Linked DNA regions of Homo sapiens: region 2 is linked to region 1. A link is a loop called in an ENCODE intact Hi-C map of the cell type or tissue named here. Cell type or tissue: prostate gland. All regions are shown on one strand. Region 1 overlaps SHLD1 (shieldin complex subunit 1). Region 2 has its middle 19 kb from the start of SHLD1.

What was found. Hi-C counts contacts between places; a loop is a spot of excess contacts. Peaks named below come from ENCODE experiments on the same cell type or tissue, not always from the same donor. Only the 100,000 strongest peaks of a DNase experiment are listed, where the experiment ranks them.
Region 2: it touches region 1 in a loop (5-fold over the local background); 1 of 110 quality-filtered maps calls a loop at or near these places.

The regions. Positions count from the first base shown.
Region 1 is chr20:5,841,466-5,845,465 of GRCh38, forward strand. All of the region lies in intron 2 of SHLD1 (shieldin complex subunit 1), which reads left to right. Among named protein-coding and RNA genes, the nearest start is that of CHGB, 68 kb to the right of the region's middle. RefSeq lists an enhancer at 2,852-2,921. In prostate gland, no CTCF peak of the experiment used is centred here; a DNase peak (open chromatin) is centred at 2,036; H3K27ac peaks cover 877 bases.
Region 2 is chr20:5,729,844-5,733,843 of GRCh38, forward strand. No RefSeq gene overlaps it. Among named protein-coding and RNA genes, the nearest start is that of SHLD1, 19 kb to the right of the region's middle. In prostate gland, no CTCF peak of the experiment used is centred here; a DNase peak (open chromatin) is centred at 2,088; H3K27ac peaks cover 1,118 bases.

The DNA of each region.
Region 1 (4,000 bases):
AGTCATCCAGAATGACCAGTATAATTAGGTTATTTTTCATTTCTTTTTCTTCTTCATAGCATCCTTCAAATTTGTATTCCTTTTTAGGTTTATGCATTTATATGTGAAATGAAATTTATGGAGAACCTTAGATAACAGAAAATTCTAAAATGTTAATAAGGCAGTAAATGTTATCAGTAATAACTCCATGACTCATAATTTCTGCCTCTGTTTATCTTATGATTGGCATAATTTATTGACTAAAAGTACATTTAACTGCTTTCTTGAAGCTTAAACAGCTTCTTTCTCATGATCTCTTCAAAGAGTGAATATCATGAAAGAGTAGAAATAATTATTTTCCCTTTTTTCCAAAAGAGTGTTTGGAATAGATATCTTTGTCTGTGGGCCAATGGCTGCACACTCAGTAGTGCAATGCAGAGGCTATTAGAGCAGCACGCATGAGCTGAGTTAGGAAGATAAAGTTACTTAAAAAGCAAATGGAAATAGTTGACTATGGAGAAAGAGAACATTGTCTACAAAACATTAATAGCCTTTACAATTTTTATAAAACCAACCTAGAACAACTTTGAAGTTGAATGATTTTGCATAACTGGCTTATTATGGAATGAAACTTTCAGAAACAAAATATAGAGTGGAGATGAACTGTATACTTTTAAGATGATCACGTGTGATTTGAGATCAGAGTCTAGCATTGGAATACTGTTTCAAGGATAGCTGGACTACCTTGGTGAATTAAATAGATGTGTCACTAAAGGAATAGAAAACCTTGAAATTGTATGTAGCTCCTTCCTCTACCTTCAGATAAAATTTCTGTACATCAGCCTAAGTGGTAAGAATATTGTCTATTTCAAGCACTTTTAGAAAATGAGCTTTGGATATAAGGGCAATCTGGGTATGACATTTATTATTTTGGTCGATCTGGCCAGTTAAGAGACTGATGTCTTAACTCCTTCACCATTGCCTGCACGTCCCTAAGTTGGTAATTATTTTCTTGGAACTTTGAAGGTCTTGTTTCATTGCCTTCTTGTTTACAGAACATTGTGATTAATAAATTTGAGGATTTGTGCTTTATCAGTTCTGAGAAATTCCCACCCATTAACTCGTTGTCTCATTGTGCATTGCCTTTCCTTCGTTCTCTCTGTTAGCTCTTTCTGAAATTCCAATTACATGCATGTTGGACCATCTCACTTTGACTTCCATATCTCTTATTTTTTTCTCTATCTCTCTCTCTATGCTAAATTGTAAGTAATATCTTCAACTCTGATTTCTATTTTCTAATTATCTTTCCACTGGACTCTAGTCTTGTTTTACCTATTTGCTGAGGTATAAATACCTATTACTATATTTTTTCTTTTTCTGTAATTTAACATTTTCTCATTGTGCTTTTTGTTTATTTTTCTCATTTACCTGTTCATTTTTTGTAGTCTCTTGTTCCTAACTCAAACTTTCAACTTCCCATTTTATTTCTTTAACATATTAAGCATATTTGCCTTATATCCTGATTGTGTTAACGCCAATATCTGAAGCCACCATGGGCCTTGTTTGCTGGCTCACTTTGCTTACTCCCACTCGGTAAAGGTAGATTTGTTTTTTCCCTGTGCATTTTGAGCTCATGTTCAATGGAACTCTGTGTGGACGGTTTCTTTTGGTGTTTGGTTGAAAGTACATCCCTCTAAGGTTTACGCTTGCTTTCACTAGACATATGAGGGCATGTCAGTCTGGAACCATATTAAAATAAATAGCTGGCTTAGAGGTTTTTAGACCACAAAAATAGTTTCAATTTGAGCACAAACACATGTGAGTTCTGGCTCATGATCAATTGTTTTTTTCTTTTTTTTTTTTCCTTTTATTTTCTTTTATCAGGTTAAATCTTGGGGCAGATATTTCTTTTTTTTCTCTCTCTCTCTACCCAGAGCCAAGGCCAAGACAAGTTTTTGTTTGTTTTGTTTTACTATAACCTTTTACAAGGCGTATTTTGTTCTCTAGTTCACTTTTTCTCTGGTGGCGTAACTTCAGGGCTCTCAGCTTTATGTGGTGATTTCTTGTTAAGCACCCCCACCTTGCCATGGCCCTAGGCTTTGTGTCCTGAACCCTGTGTGGACGTTGAAGCTGACATGCTAGGTCTAGACACCAGCTCAGGGTTTGCAGACCTCTCAGAACTTCTATTCTCATTTTGCTTTTGGTCTGTACAGGCTTTCCTTGCTTTGTTACCAGCTCAGTCAAACATTTTAAAAGATTTTTCAAAAATATTTTATCCAACAGTTTTAGATGTTTGGTAACAGGAAGGATTTTCAGAATATCTTGTCTACCATATTCTTTTGTCAAAAATAAGTAACTATTTCTGTGACCACACTAGAGGTATCCTCGCGAAGGTGGAAATTCAATTCCATGTATTCCTCACTTCTAGCCCTTAATAACTCATGTTAGAAAATTTCCCAACACAAATGCATCCCAAACCCATCTTTCTCTGTCACTTAGCCTCAGTTTTCACTTGTCTTCTGTCTATATTCCTTTTCTGCGTAAGTTGTATCACGCAAATTTTAGATTTTGTGGCTTTTTTCCAGTTTCTTTGAGTTTTCTGTGTTCTCCAATGTTATGTGCTTCAGGAGAGAAGGCTCAAAGCTTTGCTCTCCTTAAATTCAAGTGTAAATGGGAGGCATGGGTGTTGAGAGTGATCTCCTATAACTGATCTCATGGTGTTTCCTTCTTGTCTTGCCCGTTTAATTCAGCGCTGTGATTCTGACTCAGCCAGCAGTCATTCTGTGAACTCTAGATCTTCTCTGCCTATTTTCACAATTTTTTGTTTTATTTTTAATGCTGCCTGTTTCTCTTCTTCAGTGTATTTACTAACTCAAACTTTTCCTGAAGCTCTTTGCTTGATTAATAGCTGTCATCAACTTACAAAAACCACTGCCACCATCAGGCTCTCTGGAGGTTGAGTCATTTCAGTCCCACCCACATCCTGGTGCAGGTCCCCCTTAGAGGGATGTGTTTGGGGATGGCTGGAGGGCTCTACCAGCCTGGGCTTCTGTGTTTGACACTCCCACACACTGAGGCACCTGCTGTTTCTGCCCACACTAGGATCATGTTTACTTTGCAGAGGGTGCACCAGGGACCTCTGTATAATCATAGTCCTCCTGCTGTGAGATGGGTAATGTTCACTATGATTCATCCCTTCAACTCTAATGCCAGGATGGGGCAGTAGCTATTGGTAAGGCTGATGTTCCTTCCAGTTACAGTTACAAATAAATGCTTGTTTGTCTGGAGTTTCCTTTTGATATAATATCTATCACTGTGTAGTAGACATATATATATATATATATATATATATATATTTTTTTTTTTTTGAGACACAGTCTCACTCTGTCGCCTAGGCTGGAGTGTAGTAGTGCGATCTCGGTTCACTGCAACCTCCGCCTCCTGGGTTCAAATGATTCTTGTGCCTCAGCCTCCCGAGTAGCTGGGACTACAGGTGCACGCCACCATGCCTGGCTAATATTTTTTGTATTTTTAGTAGAGATGGGGTTTCACCACGTTGGCCAGGCTGGTCTCAAACTCCTGACCTCAGGTGATCCACCTGCCTCGGCCTCCCAAAATGGTGAGCTTACAGGCATGAGCCACCGTGCCCAGCCAGACATATATTAATAGAAGCATTCACTATTCACTTTGAAAAATCCCAGACGTTAAAGAACAAGTACCTTAATACTCTAACAACTCTGCTGTGGGTACTATTCTTGTTACTAAGGTACTAATTATAAAGTATCTTTTATTTATTGAGCACTTAGCATGTGCTGGGCTTCCTGCTAATAAATCATTTAATCCTTACAAGAGCCCTATGAGGTAGGAGCTGTTACTAACCCCATCTTATAGATGAGGACATGGAGATTCAGAGATGTGAAGTAACTTGCCCAGGATCTCATAGCCAGTAAAGGACTTGCTAGGACTCAAACTCAAGGCTTCTTCCCAAGTCCATGCTCACAGACATCTCTTCTCTTAGGAC
Region 2 (4,000 bases), 110 kb before region 1:
AAGTAGCTGGAACTACAGGTATGCACCACCACACCTGGCTAATTTTTTTGTATTTTTTTGTAGAGACGGGTTTTCACCATGTTGTCCAGGCTGGTCTCGAACTCCTGAGCTCAAGCAATCCTCCTGCCTCGCCCTCCCAAAGTTCTGGGATTACAGGTGTGAGCCACCATGCCCAGCAACACACCCCCACTTGTTGTTTTTGAGACAGTGTCGCTCTGTTGCCCAGGCTGGAGTGCAGTGGTGCAATCTCAGCTCACTCACTTGAGTCAGCTCACTTGATCAATCTCATCCTCGACCTTGCAGGCTTAAGTGATCCTCCCCCTCCAGCCTCCTAAGTAGCTGAGACCACAGATGTGCACCACCATTCCTAGCTAATTTTAAAACTTTTTTGTAGAGATAGGTTTCACTGAGTTGCCCAGGCTGGCCTTGAACTTCTGGACTCAAGCAATCCTCCCACCTCGGCCTCCCAAAGTGGTGGGATTACAGGCATGAACAGCTGCACCAGGCTTGTTGACACTTCTGACCCCAGGTTGTATGAAACAGTGATACATGCCATGTCAATAGACTATTCAAAACTCAAATATGATAACTGTGAAGTGGGAAGTTAGCCATGCCTCAATGCTACAGTTAGCTACAACTAAACAAATGGAATATTTTATTTTTCAAATCTTTGTTAGGGCATGTAAAAAATAGGATTCTCTTGAGAAAGGCCCAACTCATGTTTTCTGTGTGCCCATTTAGACTCACTTGTGCCCTTCTCCATCCTGCTGTGTCCCTGGGCTTCACTGCCTTCCAGCTTAAGAATTTGGCAAATGGAGAACCCTTGCAGGCAATCAAAGGGAATGAAGAGGGTGACTTTCCTCACAAATAACCTGCTACTCAAATCCTGATTCAAGGTCTTCTTCTGGGAGAACCCAGTCTAAGACAGCATGTATCTAGGAGCTGCCCCCTCTTTAGGATGGGTCCTTGCAGACTTGCTTGTACCACCCATAGCCGTCTGGACCCAAGTTGGGCACCTGGCCCATGCTGTACCCATCAGATTCTCTCTTTCTCTCTCTCTTTTTTTTTTTTTTGAGACAGTCTCACACTGTCACTCAGGCTGGAGTGCAGTGGTGCAATCTTGGCTCACAGCAACCTCCACCTCCCAAGTTCAAGCTATTCTCTTGTCTCAGCCTCCCAAGTAGCTGAGATTACGGGCGCACCACCATGCCTGGCTAATTTTTGTATTTTTAGTAGAGACAGGGTTTCTACTAAAACAGTCAGCCATGTTGGCCAGGCTGGTCTCAAACTCCTGACCTCAAGTGATCCACCTGTCTTGGCCTCTCAAAGTGCTGGGATTACAGGCGTGAGACACCGTGCATGGCCCTATCAGATTCTCTTTCCCTGAGTTTTTGTATGGGAACAGAGAGCACGTTGATTAGTGTCTGCAGAAGCCTGGAGCTTTCACATGTGAACTTGGAAACTTTGCAGGGACATAGTTTACCATGTGGGTAGGGAAAGCAAAGAAAGCCTTTCTGCAGAAAGGGAGAAAGAGAGAGAGACAGAGAGACAGACAGACAGACTAGGAGAGAGACAGGAGAATGGGCAAGAGAATAAGAGATGAGAGATTGCTTTCTGTTCTAGGGTCCCTCCCTTTCTGAAACCCTCCTACATCCAGCTCCTGGTCTGTGAATGCTGCCAATATATGTACAATAAATTCCCTATTGTCTCTCAAGCTAGCTCAAATAACTTCTATTACATATCACCAAAGAGTCCGTTAGTCCAGAAAAGCATCATAAAATTACACTCTGATTCTCAGTGAGCCAGAAAGTTCTGCCCTCACTATGCCCCTTGTAAGAATTTCCTTCTCACAGCCCTGAAAGGGCAATGATTGTTAATCTCCCCACAGGTGAATGAACAAGTCTTCCACTACCCTCCGGCATTCATAAAACCTGACTTGAAGACCTGGCTGGCCATAGAGTAAGGCCTTTGTGGTTCAAGACAATCCGGGGTGGAACAATGTATTTCCTAACTGCCTTAGCTAGAACTGCACAAGCTCATGAAGCAACCCCAAATTTAGAGATATGTGGCAGTAGGAGGGAAGGCAGGATATGCACAGGCAAGAACAGACTGTGATGCCAATTCTGCAAGCTTCCTGACTCCTGCTTGCTGTCTACCAGGGTTGCCAGATCCTCAGCCTCGCTGTCTTTGTGACTGGGCTGCTCGAAGCTGTGGCTATAACAGGCAGCTCTCAATGTCATGCTGACACTGGGGAGCAGCAGCACCTTGACACAAAATCTCTTCTTTCTCCCAGCCTGCCACAGTTCATGAGATCCTCATTATTGCGTTGTTCTTTTGCTTAAAGTATGATTGACAGAATGTCACTTTCAGAAGCACAGTGTATATTACAAAAGAACAGAAAGAAGACTGGAAGCATAGTCACTACCTATATGTTCTGCTGCTCTGGGCCATGGAGCTGCTCAATGACCCCAGGTTTGGTCGCCAGAACCCTCACTGCTACTTTATCCTCCATAGACATCCATCCACACAGACCTCTCCCACTGAAGTCCTGCCACCTCCCAGGAGCTCTTGCAGAGGCAGGGGCTGGATCCATCTCTTCTCCTAGTGTTGGGGGGTGAGTGTGTCCAGGGTGGGGAATCCATCATCGCACCCCTGATCTTATCCTAGAAAAAGAAAACTGCTTTCTCTTCCCTCTCTGGGACAATTGATATAATTCTTCTAGACAGACCAGCCCTCTTAAACAAAGGCCTGAGACTGGGGAATGTGTTCGGCCCCTATGTTCCTGGCCAAAGAAGCCCGGAAGTTTATCCTTTCGTTCCAGAATAGAGTGGCAGCAGGGAGATTTCTTTCTTGCTTTTTGGTGATGAGAGAAAGGATAGAAGCAAGGGATTACAGCAGAAACAATGAAAGGGCCGCAAACTCTGCTGGGCTTAGATTCATTCATTTGTTGAACAAATATCTGTTGAGTGTCTATACCAAGTACTGGGAATACAAAAACAAGGTCCTGCTCTTGTGAAACTTAGAGACTGAACAAGGAGATGGTTAGAAATCAGATAATCACTCCAAGACAGCGGTTTTCAACCAGGGGGCAATTTTGCCCTCCAGGGGACATTTGGGAGTATCTGGAGACATTTTTGTCACAACTGCAGGGGCTGCTACTGACATCTAATAGGTAGAGGCCAAGGATGCTGCTGAACAGCCTACAATACACGGAACAACCCCTGTACAATAAAGAATGATCTGGCCCAAAATGCCAATAGTGCCAAGGCTGAGAAACCCTGCACTAAGGCAGTGGTTATCAAAGTGTGCTCCACAGACAGGTGGCATCAGCATCGCCTGGGAACTTGTTGGAAATGCAGATTCTTCAGTCCTATTCTAAACCTACTGAATCAGAAATTCTGGAGGTGGAAGCCAGTGACCTATGTTTTAATGAGCCCTCCAGGGGATTCTGGTGCACACTAATGTTTGAGAACCACTTAATTAAGGAATGGAAGGGATCTATCATTACAAACGGAGACAAATGTTCTGAAGGAAAAGGACTGTACCAATGCTACTCACAAAGCGGATCGGCGGCATCAGCATCATCAGACAGCTCATTAGAAATATGAATTATTGGCAGGGCGCGGTGGTTCACGTCTGTAATCCCAGCACTTTGGGAGGCCGAGGCGGGCGGATCATGAGGTCAGGAGATCGAGACCATCCTGGCTAACACGGTGAAACCCCATCTCTACTAAAAATACAAAAAATTAGCGGGGCATGGTGGCAGGCGCCTGTAGTCCCAGCTACGCGGGAGGCTGAGGCAGGAGAATGGCGTGAACCCGGGAGGCGGAGTTCACAGTGAGCCAAGATCCTGCCACCGCACTCCAGCCTGGGCGACAGCGTGAGACTCTGTCTCAAAAAAAGGAAAGAAAAAGAAAAAAAGAAACACAAATCATTGTGCCCCATCCTAGACCTACTCAATCAAGGGGAGGTGGGTAGGGACCAGATCAAGAAAACCACG